Linked DNA regions of Homo sapiens: region 1 is linked to region 2. The links are chromatin contacts, found by Hi-C in ENCODE. All regions are on one chromosome and are shown on one strand. Each heading gives the region's core, a stretch centred on a gene start or an enhancer-like site at or near the end of the contact. The rest is flanking DNA. Distances are from core to core; before and after follow the strand shown.

Region 1 (6,197 bases), core at 939-3,438, 980 kb after region 2:
CATACTGCTGTATGCCTGAACAGGCCCTCATAGACATGATAAAGGACCCTAAGGAGATGAGCCCCAAGAAGACAGCCTAGCAATGGAGGATAATAGTCACAGGGACAGAGGCTGCCTCCCTGCCTACCTCATCACACTCTAGCCACTGCACTGACAGGCTACCAAGTGCATGGAATGAGGTCATGGCCATTTGTGGGAAGTGCTTAGTAGTGACCCGAAAATCCTGCTGTCAGTATCAGTGACTGTGGGACCCAGCCAAGTACCCTCTAAAGAGTTGCAGCAGGCTTGTCACCATAGCTACTGTGGATTCACAAGGCTGTTTTGAGGATCCAGGGGAACTTCTCGAGAGCATGTGCACAATTGTCCCTGGGAATTTCCGAAACTAGCTGGGAGAGATTGGAGATGTTCTGAGGCTCTCATGCTCCACAATTTGTGGTTAAGCCAAAGAAGACAGCCTTTGCCAGTACTAGTGTGTCAAAGAAAAATATGTCACGTATACATTCTATGAGCACAAAGTGATGAGACAGGGCCATAAGTTAAGCATGGGAATCAGTCTCATCCCTGACAGACACACGTTAGGTAGGAACATGATTCTACTGATTTACCATATAATTGTGTTTGGCTTTCTTTTGTGTTAGTCCCAGCATAAGATAGATAGGGTTTGAGCTGATCACGCCTTACTTGAGCTGATCACACCTTACTTTCTCCCTCAGTTCTTGTGGTTAATTAGCAAGATGACAGGTCAGCTAGGGTATGGGTGGAGTCAAAGTTGTAGGATACCCTCAGAAAATCAGCTCTTCAGAGTTCAAGCTGCCTCCATCCTTTCTGACATTTGATTTATCCCCTACCAGGCTATGAAGCCTTGACTTTATAGTATAAACCTCTAATCAGATAAGCGGATCACAAAACCATCTTTATTCTCAAGACCACTGCTCTATTGCCCTAACCATCCTTGAGCCATCTCAGGGTAGAGGCATCAGCCTTCAGGAGTTACATAGGCACTGGCAGATCATCATAATAAGGACGGGTTGCCAACCTGCTCAGGTTACAGTGAATGCTGATGGGTAGAGTCTGCTTTGAATTTCTCTGACAAGAGGGAGATACAATGTATTTGGTTCACCCAATTCATTTTAAGGGATTTGGTTCCCAGATTTCCTGCAATCGGAATCATGGCCCATTTTCACAGCCACTAGAGCATTAAATTCGTGTATACAAAATAAAGGACTAGAAAACATGTAAACCTAAAAATGTTTAAGCTAAAATTGTGGTACAGATGTTATCTGAGTCCCATAAATCAGTATTCAGAAATATTGTCTTACTGTCAGAAGCAAACAGCAAACAGAGACTTGCATTAGCTATGTGTCTAGATAATGGCAAAAATTAAGTACAGTATTGTTTAGAAATCATAGGCTGGCAGATCTCTTTTCCTTTTCAGGGTTTAAAGAAAGCATAACCTTCTCTGTTGCATTTAACAAAGGAAAAAAAAGGATTTTCTTGTTTTTTGTGCGTACACCCTGCCTAGGGATGAGTTATTCATCAAAATAAGCTTCCTTGTGTTTTAGAATTTGAGAATTTAGAATACTGAGCATTCTCTAACACATCGCCCTAAACATGCTAGTTTGATTCTGAAGCCTTTTTTCCATTTTGTCAAGTTCACCCTCTGAAAGGGACAGTGAAAAATTAGGGGTTGGCTCCACCTGGTGCTTTGATTAGAAAATTACACCTCCATGTATGAGGGCTGTCAACGGACAGTGTGCCCTCTTGCGCACGGAAACAGTAAAAATACTACATAAATATTACTTAAAAATACTAAAACTACCCCACAAGAGTGACCAGTTAACTCACTTTCCATGCAGGGTGCTAAGGACTATTTTTGTATGGTTGTTTTAGTGTCTGTTGCTATGGAACAAATCATCTTAAAATATAGAAGCTTAAGACAACAAAATCATTTATTATCTCCCACGGTGTCTATGGGCCAGGAATTCAGAAGGAGCTCTGTCGGGTGGTTCTGCCTGGAGGCTTCTTTCACATGAGATCGCAATCAGACAGTACTTGGGGTTATTGTAAAGCCTCATTCGCTCCCGTGTCTGGTGTCTGAGCTGATAAGACTGGACAGGCTGGGGTGGGAGCTTCTCTCTGTCTCTATGTAGTCCCTCTTTAGGGTTTCTCAAGCATAGCCAGACTTGTTTCATGTTGGCTCAGAACATCCAAGGTGGTGTCCCCAGAAAGAGAGCCAGGAGGAAGCCGTGTTGCTTTTTATGATCCAGCCTCAGAGGTCAGGAAATGTCACTTCTGCTGTGTTCTGTTGATAGAGGTAATTGCAAACGTCTACCCAGGTTCAAGGGAAGGGAACATAGCCTCCACCCCTCAATACAGGAATGTCAGTGTCACGTCAGAAGAAGAGCATGTGGGATGGGATATATATTTGTGCATCATCTTTGTAAAAATACAATCAACCACAATTGTTTTATTTAATCATCCTTCACCGTAAATGAAGTTGCTTCGATATATCATTATCCCAATTTTACATTTAAGTGAAAGCAGAAGGAAACATTAAAGATCTTCTTACGCCCTTTCGGTGTCATACTAGAGCATTGCCTAATAAGCTGTCAAAAGTGTCATCTGTACACGATTCTCAGTCTTGGCGCTATTGAAATTTTGGTCTGGGTAATTCTTTGCCGTGGGGGCTGTTCAGGGCGTAATAGGTCATTTAGCAGTATCCCTGGCCCCTGCCCACCAGACACCAGTAGCACACCTTCATCCCTTTAGTTGCGATAGCCACAAATGTCTCCAGACATTGTCAGATATCTCTGGGGTGAGGAGAGGGCAAATGTTCCCCCAGTTGGGAAGTTTTACAGGAAGAAAGTTACTTTGATTATTTGCTATTGATGAAGGTGAGACTCTTGTAAAGTTAATGTTAACTTGTGGAGGATCATTATGTTGCAATTCATTTCTGTCCAGTAGGAAATATAAATCCTACAGATTATAGTTGTGTTGTTTTATAATTTACCAGTTTCAACTTCACTTGCAGTCTTATTCCAGCATTCTTTTTGTTCATTGACTATATATAGTAATTTTTCTTCTCCTTCTTCATTCATTGATAAGTTAAATAAACCTTTGTCACATGTGTGCATACACACACACACACACACACAAACGCACACACACACCAGCTCCTTGGCAGAATGCAGAGTGAGAATTCTCTCCAATATGGGGATATGGAGCTATTATGATCTCCCTTCAAGAAAGAACTTGTAGATTAGCTGTGAGGGTGCAGTTAGGTGATGGCCTTGGTTGCAGTGCCTCTGGTTGCTTAGCCACAGCAGTTGAGCTGAGGCCATGCTTTTCCTAGGCAGACCTTTAACAGCTAATGAGCACAGTGGGCGTGCCAGGGCCTGGCCCTTTCTGTTCATCATGGAACTTCTCCAACAGGCAGCCTTTGCTCTGGAGCTCTCTGTTGGGCTGGCTGAGACTTTTGCAGGACAGCACTGCAGTTTGAGACTCTTCCTAACTAACCCTCCTTCTCCCTCCCCTTTCACAGGTGACAGACCTGCATCTCTAGCCTTTTTGTGCTTCAGGCACAACTCAAAGCTGCCAATAATCATGTTGCCCAATTTGTGAGCTGGAACTGCAGTCTTTTTGTTTTTTTGAGACGGAGTCTGGCTCTTTCGCCCAGGCGGGACTGCAGTGGCGCTATCTTGGCTCACTGCAAGCTCCGCCTCCCGGGTTCACACCATTCTCCTGCCTCAGCCTCCTGAGTAGCTGGGATTACAGGCGCCTGCCACCGCGCCTGGCTAATTTTTTTTTGTATTTTTAGTAGAGATGGGGTTTCTCCGTGTTAGCCAGGATGGTCTCAATCTCCTGACCTCGTGATCCGCCCGCCTCGGCCTCCCAAAGTGCTGGGATTACAGGCGTGAGCCACCACGCCTGGCCTGGAACTGCAGTCTTAAGTGTGGCATGAGTTGCCTTCAGAACCCAAAGAGGCCTACCAGGCACTTCTTTTTTGAGGTATGAGATATAAGATGCAGCAATTTATCGTTTGCTTTGGAGGGAATATTCCAGCATGAACCTAACCACTGGATTCCTTAAATCCTCATTCATCTTTTCCTCTCTGGAGCATGAGTGTTTTACCAAGACCTCCAGCATACTAGCCACCTCTTGCTTCTTCTGGCCAATGAACATGATGTCATTGATGCAGTGGATGGGTTTGATGTTCCGTGGGTTCAGGTGATCTAGATTATTTCAGACTATTATGGCAAAGGGCAGCTGAGTTAAGATAGCTCTGAGGCAAAGCAATAAATGAATATTGGAGTCTGTCCACGTGAATGTGAATTGTTCCTGATCTTTTTTTCTAATATGGATAGAAAAGGCACATTCACCAAATAGACAACCACATGCCACGGGCCTGCGGCCTGTTTAATGTGCTCCAGCTGTGATCCCACCTCTGGCACAGCAGCCGCAGTCGACCACCATGTGATTGAAACTGTACTCATCTGTTGTCATTCTTCAGAGTCCATCCACTTCCTGCTGGGGGAGACTAGCAATTAAAAAGAGATATGATAGAGACGACCAATCCCTATTTTGTATTTACCATCTTGCCTGGGGGACAGTTTCGGAGTTTCCATTTGGCCTCTCCCACTATGATAGCACTTCCTCACTGACCAAGGAACAAATATAGGGTTTACTCCAACTGCCAAGTACATTCATTCCAGTGATACATGGAAATGGAGAAATGCTTCCTGGGTGAGTCTACAGGTTCTGTGGGCCCACTCTGTGCCAGACCCAGCTAGGACTCCATTCATTACTTGATTCTTATAAGGCCCCACTTCAACAAGGGGTCCGGGTGTCAAGGTCAACTCGGAACTTGTGTGCAATAGTCTAGACCTTCCCTTTCCCTGGCATACAGTCACCTAAGCAAATGGTCGTGGGTCCCTTTAGGGAAGGATGGGACAAGTCATCTCGATATAAACTTGTTGCAGTGTTGCAGGGTACTTATTCTTAGGGACCTGGCTGTCTTTTTAGTCAATGGATTTTGGACCTGAAAATTGGCTCAGTTCCTAGAATTGAGGAAAGTATCCTGACTTTTTACTGGGGCAATTGCTGTCAGCCTCTTGCCCCTCCTTTCTTGCCTTTTCTCGTTGTAGATGTTAAGCGTCAGCCTTGTTTGCCCTTATCTATTTTGCCTGTGGGAATGCCATGCTCCAGTATCCATCCCTCCACCTCCTTGAAGGTCAAGCCCCTTTGATGCCTCTGATCTTCCCGGTCGTTACAGTAACTGTGGACTCTGGGTTTCTAGTGGTTAAGCTTGGCCACTTGGTCTCTCATTCTGAGGCCTTACTATCCTCATGAATATTAATTACCTAGCTCTGTGACAGCAACCACTGAACATAGATGAGGCCTGATGTTTTGGTGAATGGGCCTTCCTGTGGGACATACTCCTCTGGTTAGTGTCCAGGTTTCACATAATATATCCATTCTAGCACATCTCACCTCTTTATGCTTTCCTCTAGCTTCTGCCAGGGAAACTCAGGCATTTGCACTGAGTCATTGGCTCGGGGGAGCTGGCAGGAAGCATGGATTTAGCATAAAGGTGGTGGTGCGTCACAAAGGACAGCAGTTGGGCCATAAGTCAGTTATGCTTCTGAAGCAGCAGACCAACATGGTGCATTTTCATGACTGCCACATATGCAAAAGCATGACATATATGATTTATTTTAAAAGAACCACCCTTGTGGAAACAACATTGGGCAAAATCAGTAAAATACTGACTTTATACACACTGTCATTTTAATAAAAATAAAGAGAGATAACATTTATTGAGCATTCATGATATGCCAGGTGCTCTATTAGACACATATTGTAACATTACCTCATTATGTAGTTATTACTATCAGTCTAATTTTACAAATGAGCAAGAGGAATACAATGTAACTAAAGAAACTGCTCAAATTTACATAGTAAGTAAAGAGGAAGACATGGAATTGGAACCAGGTGACCAAATTCACAGCATCAGATATTCTTTCGTTTTTTATGTCAGTGTTGTTTAGTTTTCAACATAGAGATTTTGCACATATTTTATTGGATTTATAGCTATATATTTCAGCTTTTGATGCTATTGTAGATGATACTGGTTTTAAAATTTCATTTTCTAATTACTCATTGCCAGTATATAGAAATGTAATTGATTTTTGTATATT
Region 2 (5,678 bases), core at 902-3,401:
ATGACCATTTTATAAAATGTGGAAAATAGGAAAAAAATACATAGAAGAAAGTAAAATTTACCATAATCCTAAAACTCTAAAATAAATGCTGTTAAAACAGTTGGGCTTCTTTTAGTCTTTTCAAAATAGGTCATTTTAAGAATTGTTGATTTGGCCAGGCGGGGTGGCTCACATCTGTAATCCCAGCACTTTAGGAGGCCAAGGTGGGCAGATTACTTGAGGTCAGGAGTTCGAGATCAGCCTGACCAACATGGAGAAACCCCGTCTCTACTAAAAATACAAAAGATTAGTCGGGCGTGGTGGCAGGCGTCTGTAATCCAGCTACTTGGGAGGCTGAGACAGAATTGCTTCAACCCAGGAGGCGGAGGTAGCAGTGAGCCGAGATTGCACCACTGCATTCCAGCCTGGGTGACAGAGCAAGGCTCCATCTCAAAAAAAAAAGAAAAGAAAAAGAAAACAGACGACAGGTGCAGTGGCTCACACCTGTAATCCCAGCACTTTGGGAGGCCAAGGTGGGTGGATCACCTGAGGTCGGGAGTTCGAGACCATCCTGACCAACATGGAGAAACCCCGTCTTTAATAAAAATACAAAAAATTAGCAGGGCATGGTGGCGCATGCCTGTAATCCCAGCTACTCGGAGGCTGAGACAGGAGAATTGCTTGAACCCAGGAGGCAGAGACTGCGGTTAGCCAAGATCGTGCCATTGCCCTCCAGCCTGGGCAACAAGAGCAAAACTCGGTCTCAAAAAAAAAAAAAACGAAAAAGAAAAGAAAAATAATCATTGATTTGGGCCGGGTGTGGTGGCTCACGCCTGTAATCCTAGCACTTTGGGAGGCCAAGAGGGGTGGATCACTTGAGTCCAGGAGTTCAAGATCATCCTGGTCAACATGGTGAAACCCTTTCTGTACTAAAAATACAAAAATTACCCGGGCATAGTGGTGGATGCCTGTAGTCCCAGCTACTCAGGAGGCTGAGGCAGGAGAATTGCTTGAACCTGGGAGGCAGAGGGTGCAGTGAGCTGAGATTGTGACACTGCACTGGGTGACAGAGCAAGGCTCTGTCACAAAAAAAAAAAAAAAAAAAAAAAGTTGATTTGCTATTTCTTCAGTTTATCCTGGCTTTATGACTGGAAAAAAATTTTTTTTAACTCAGTTGGATTTTTTCTTTTTTTTTTTTTTTTTTTAAGTTGATGTCTCACTATGTTGCCCAGGCTGGTCTCAGAATTCCTGGGCTCAAACAACCCTCCCGCCTCAGCCTCCCTAGTAGCTGAAACTGCAGGTGCACACCACCATACCCTGCTTTATCCCCACTGAATTTTATAAGCTGCTTCTGACTGCAAAGTGTTTGGCAGAAGAGAGGGATATGGCTAAATGCACGGTATGACTAGCTTGTTTCCTGGGACAGGAATCAGTTCATTCCTGAAAGGGTATGTAAAGAGCCCGTTTGCCTGGCCTAGGAAAAGCCAGAGGTTCAGAGAGAGGAAGTGACTTGCTCAAGATATACAGCTTGCATTAGAGAGGAGAGAACTTGCCTTCTGAAAATGCCCAGGGCATTTTCTACTAAATTCTGCTGCCACCTTAGGATTCCCCTTCCCCAGTGTGGGTAGCATTTGAGCAGAACACATATCTAAATCTGTTAGAGGTTACCCTGGGGCAGAGACTATAAGATTTCCTACCAATAACTAAACATAAGAGTGGAACCTTAAACACGAGGGGTCTGTGAGGGAATCCAAAACTTCCCCTCTTGAAAAAGCAGCCTCTAAGGGGGCAAAATGGAGGGTAGTCTTAGGAAAACACCCAAATAATTATCCTGAGGTCTATCTTGGAGTGTCCTCATGAAAAACCCAGTTACACCCAGGGCAGTTACCTTTCTGAGCGGTTTCTTATAACATTCCTGGAGTGGAAAGTGATCAACTCAAAGCCCTCCAGGACTCTAGAGGCAGGGGATGAGCTGGTGTCAGGTAGCACCTGGTATCCAGCAGCTTAAAAAATCCAGACTCTAGGCAGGCTCTCTGTAGACGTGTGTTCTCCTGTCTCAGACTCTTAGGGCAGGCCTTGGGGGTGGGACTGAAAGCAAACAGACCTTCCCACTTTCACATTCCAGCCTCTGTTATTCCACTTAAAACGCTAGGGTTAAACTGCGTTTACCTTAAACAGGCTTACTGTGTTCACTGCTGGACGCCTCTGGGCAATCTTACCCTCCTGGGAACTGAGAGAGGTAGGTGGAGGTCAGCGTGCTGGGAAACTGGTGGAGGGAGGAAACTGCGGGGAGCTGGTCTTCTCGTGTTACCTCTGTTAAATCGCTGACAGCAGTTTAAGGTCCAATAGGCTGGTACTCAAATGGGCTGCGTGGATGTTTTATATTTCCAGAACCTAGCACAGTGCCGGGCATAAAGTAAGTACACCAAAAAATGTTGAATGAGTCATTTGGTCATGAGATTTCTGTTTTCAAAGGTTTTTTTTTTTTCAAAGAATAGCATGTTTGTATGTTGTTTCATTACATGATGGGCCTACTGGGCACGAGGGTTTTCCATCTGTCTCTAAATCATTAGTATCCTTCTGTATCTCAGTTACAACTTTTAACTTTGTAGGAAAGAACAACGTTCACTTCAGACTTAATGGTTTATGTTTCTCAGTTCCTTCAGGCAAGGGAAAATGTTTCCAGAATTTGATAAGGTACTTGGTACTGTCTGGCATTTAAATTTTTTTTTTTTTTTCCAGACATAGTCTCACTCTGTCACCCAGGCGAGAGTACGGTGGTGCGATCTCAGCTTACTGCAACCCCCACCTCCTGGGTCCTGCCTCAGCCTCCTGAGTAGCTGGGACTACAGGCATGCACAACCAAGCCCGGCTAATTTTTGTATCTTTAGTAGAGATGGGGTTTCATCATGTTGGCCAGGCTGGTCTCAAACTCCTGACTCCATGTGATCCACCTGCCTCAGCCTCCTGAAGTGCTGGGATTACAGGCGTGAGCCACCGTCCACAGCCTGAAATGTATTTTATTTAATTAGTTGCTGTGAGGTATGAACATTCCTGTGAGGTATGAACCTCATTTGATAATAGGTAAAATTGAAAATGAAGCTCTGGGCCATGTAGAAAAGTAGTAGATCCATATTGCCATTCTATGAAAACCCATCTTCTGATATTAAAGACAGGTCTACTAAGTAAATTCAGGTTTTGCCAAACTCAAAGCTACTTTTCTGTTTTCCTTATTTTTAAATGTAGGCCTTTGAGAGTCGTCACTTGTAAATAGTCTTTCTGCACCTGGTAGTAGATTGGCCAAATAGAGGGTAGTTACCTGTAGGCTGTGGTTTTCCAGAAGAAATAGGGAGACTGTAATCCCAGGCCCTGGGGACCCTACAGCGTAAAGGATCTGTTTCTTTGCACTCTGTTCTGATTGAACAGCATATTGCAATTATCGGAAGAAGGGAGGCTATATTCTTTCATGTAATTATTCTTAGTGATCAGAAGCTTGAGGTCTCCCTTGTGGAAGTATTCTACCTATGGCAGTAATTTTTGGTTCCTGTAACTTCAAAATCCTATCAAGGACTTTCTGAGCGATAGAGGTCGGGAGGGTAAGAGCAAAACTCCATCCAGAAAGGTGAAAACAACAAACAAAGCCTCGGGCACGGAGATTGGGCTGCTGTTCTAGCTTCTCATAATATCCCATTTATAGAATACACTCAATCCTCAACTCCAGGGTAACTTTCTGCAACAGTAAAATTAGACTTAAAACGAATGAGGTTCTCCAGCTCTGGCTTCTCCCGGAGACCCTGGCTTGGAAAGCCTGGAGTTGTCAGATATCTTTTCATGTGCAAACGCAGGCGGAAAGTGCCTTTAAGGCCTCGACTCCGCCTAGTAACTGAGCTGCTATTTAACTTTGCTCAGTCTTGCATTGCCTCAAAGTTATTTGACTGAGCTTGAAAAGACCAGCTTTCAGCCAGGCGCGGTGTGGCTCATGACTGTAATCCCAGCACTTTGGGAGGCCGAGTCAGGCGGATCACCTGAGATCAGGAGTTCGAGACCAGCCTACCAGCATGGTGAAACCCCATCTCTACTAAAAAGAAAATACAAAAATTAGCCGGGTGTGGTGGCACATGCCTGTAACCCCAGCTGCTCGGGAGGCTGAGGCAGGAGAATTGCTTAAACCCGGGAGGCAGAGGCTTCAGTGAGCCGGGATGGCGTCATTACACTGCAGACGGGGCAACAAGAGCGAAACTCCGTCTCAAAAGAAAAAAAAAAAAAAAAAGACCAGCTTTCTCTTATAGTTTCCTATTACTTTTTTTCCCAGCTATTTTTTGTTAAACGATCACAACCCACTTCATTTCCCCCTCGTAGCCTCTTCTTCCCCACAGCTTTCCATCCAGGTCTGGAATTAGCTCTGACTTCTCTAGAAGCCCTGAGCTGAGCACGTTAGGTGCCCTACCTCCAGAATCCTCCCAGCATGGCCTGGAGATTGCTGTTGTCTTGACTCTAGACTTGAAAAACCAAGGCCGGGCGCTGTGGCTCATGCCTGTAATCCCAGCACTTTGGGAGGCCGGGGTGGGCGGATCACGAGGTCAGGAGATCGAGACCATCCTGGCTAACACGGTGAAACCCCGTCTCTATTAAAAATACAAAAAAATTAGCCGGGCTTGGTGGTGGGCGCCTGTAGTCCCAGCTACTCGGGAGGCTGAGGCAGGAGAATGGCCTGAACCCGGGAGGCGGAGCTTGCAGTGAGCCGAGATCGCGCCACTGCACTCCAGCCTGGGTGACAGAGCGAGACTCTGTCTCAAAAAAAAAAAAAAAAAAAAACCAAGACTAAGAGGTGTGGTGATCTGGCTAGGAAGGAAGCCACAGTTGGGAGTTGGAGGCTCTAAGTAACAGCAGAGCCCCTTACAGCCTGCGAGATCCATGCTGGATCTTGGTTTGTTTTTCAACAAACGGGTGTTGTTTTCTCAAATTCACTCCAAGAGGAAGCTGTGATTATAAATCAAATGACTTATTCAACGGCTCCAAGCCTGTTAAGAGTGGCCTTGGTCCACGGAAACTTTCTGACACATAATCCAGGGCTTTTTTTTTTTTTTTTTAGACGGAGTTTCGCTCTTGTTGCCTGGGCTGGAGTGCGATGGCACGATCTCGGCTCACCGCAACCTTCGCCTCCCGGGGTTCAAGCGATTCTCCTGCCTCAGCCTCCTGAGTAGCTGGAATTAACAGGCATGCGCCACCACGCCCGGCTAATTTTGTATTTTCAGTAGAGACAGGGTTTCTCCATGTTGGTCAGGCTGGTCTCTAACTCAATCCAGGGCTCTTTTTAACCATACTATTTAAGCCCTGTTGCTGGAAGCCTGTGGTTATAACCTATGCTTAAAAAGAAATAGTGATGAGGATAAAGCAGGGTACCGAACTTGTCAAGAGAAAACACATAAATAAGAAAGAGCAGGCAGAGAGGAGGACAGGAAAAGGTTGTCTTTTTGAAAAAGGACAAAATGATACAAAAATTAGCCAGGCATGGTGGTGCATACCTGTAAGCCCAGCTACTTGGGAGGCTGAGGCAGGAGAATCACTTGAACCTGGGAGGCCGAGGTTGCAATGAGCTGAGATTGTGCCGTTGCACTCCAGCCTGAGTCACAAAAGCAAAACTCTGTCCCCCACCCCCCAAAAAAAAGAAAAGGAAAGAAAGAAAAGAAAAAGGACAA

The links. Hi-C counts contacts between places; a loop is a spot of excess contacts on that map. Pooled maps may share reads with other maps.
Region 1: a map of CD4-positive, alpha-beta T cell shows a loop between it and region 2 (6-fold over the local background). The contact joins the enhancer-like site here to the promoter of GCNT2 in region 2. A Hi-C loop is called at or near these places in 1 of 168 maps with a recorded cell type or tissue (CD4-positive, alpha-beta T cell) and 7 of 50 pooled maps.

What each region holds. Positions count from the first base shown.
Region 1 is chr6:11,494,688-11,500,884 of GRCh38, forward strand. All of the region lies in intron 3 of LOC105374928 (a long non-coding RNA gene), which reads left to right. Among named protein-coding and RNA genes, the nearest start is that of TMEM170B, 40 kb to the right of the region's middle. Within about 2 kb of position 2,189, at least 3 of the 41 ENCODE cell types and tissues checked have a DNase peak (open chromatin) inside an H3K27ac peak, as active enhancers do.
Region 2 is chr6:10,519,200-10,524,877 of GRCh38, forward strand. It overlaps GCNT2 (glucosaminyl (N-acetyl) transferase 2 (I blood group)), which reads left to right and starts at 2,152. Exons shown (of 5, transcript NM_145649.5): 1 at 2,152-2,218. LOC101928146 (a long non-coding RNA gene) reads right to left here and starts at 2,207. Exons shown (of 3, transcript XR_001743961.2): 1 at 2,149-2,207. RefSeq lists enhancers at 23-718, 2,439-2,498.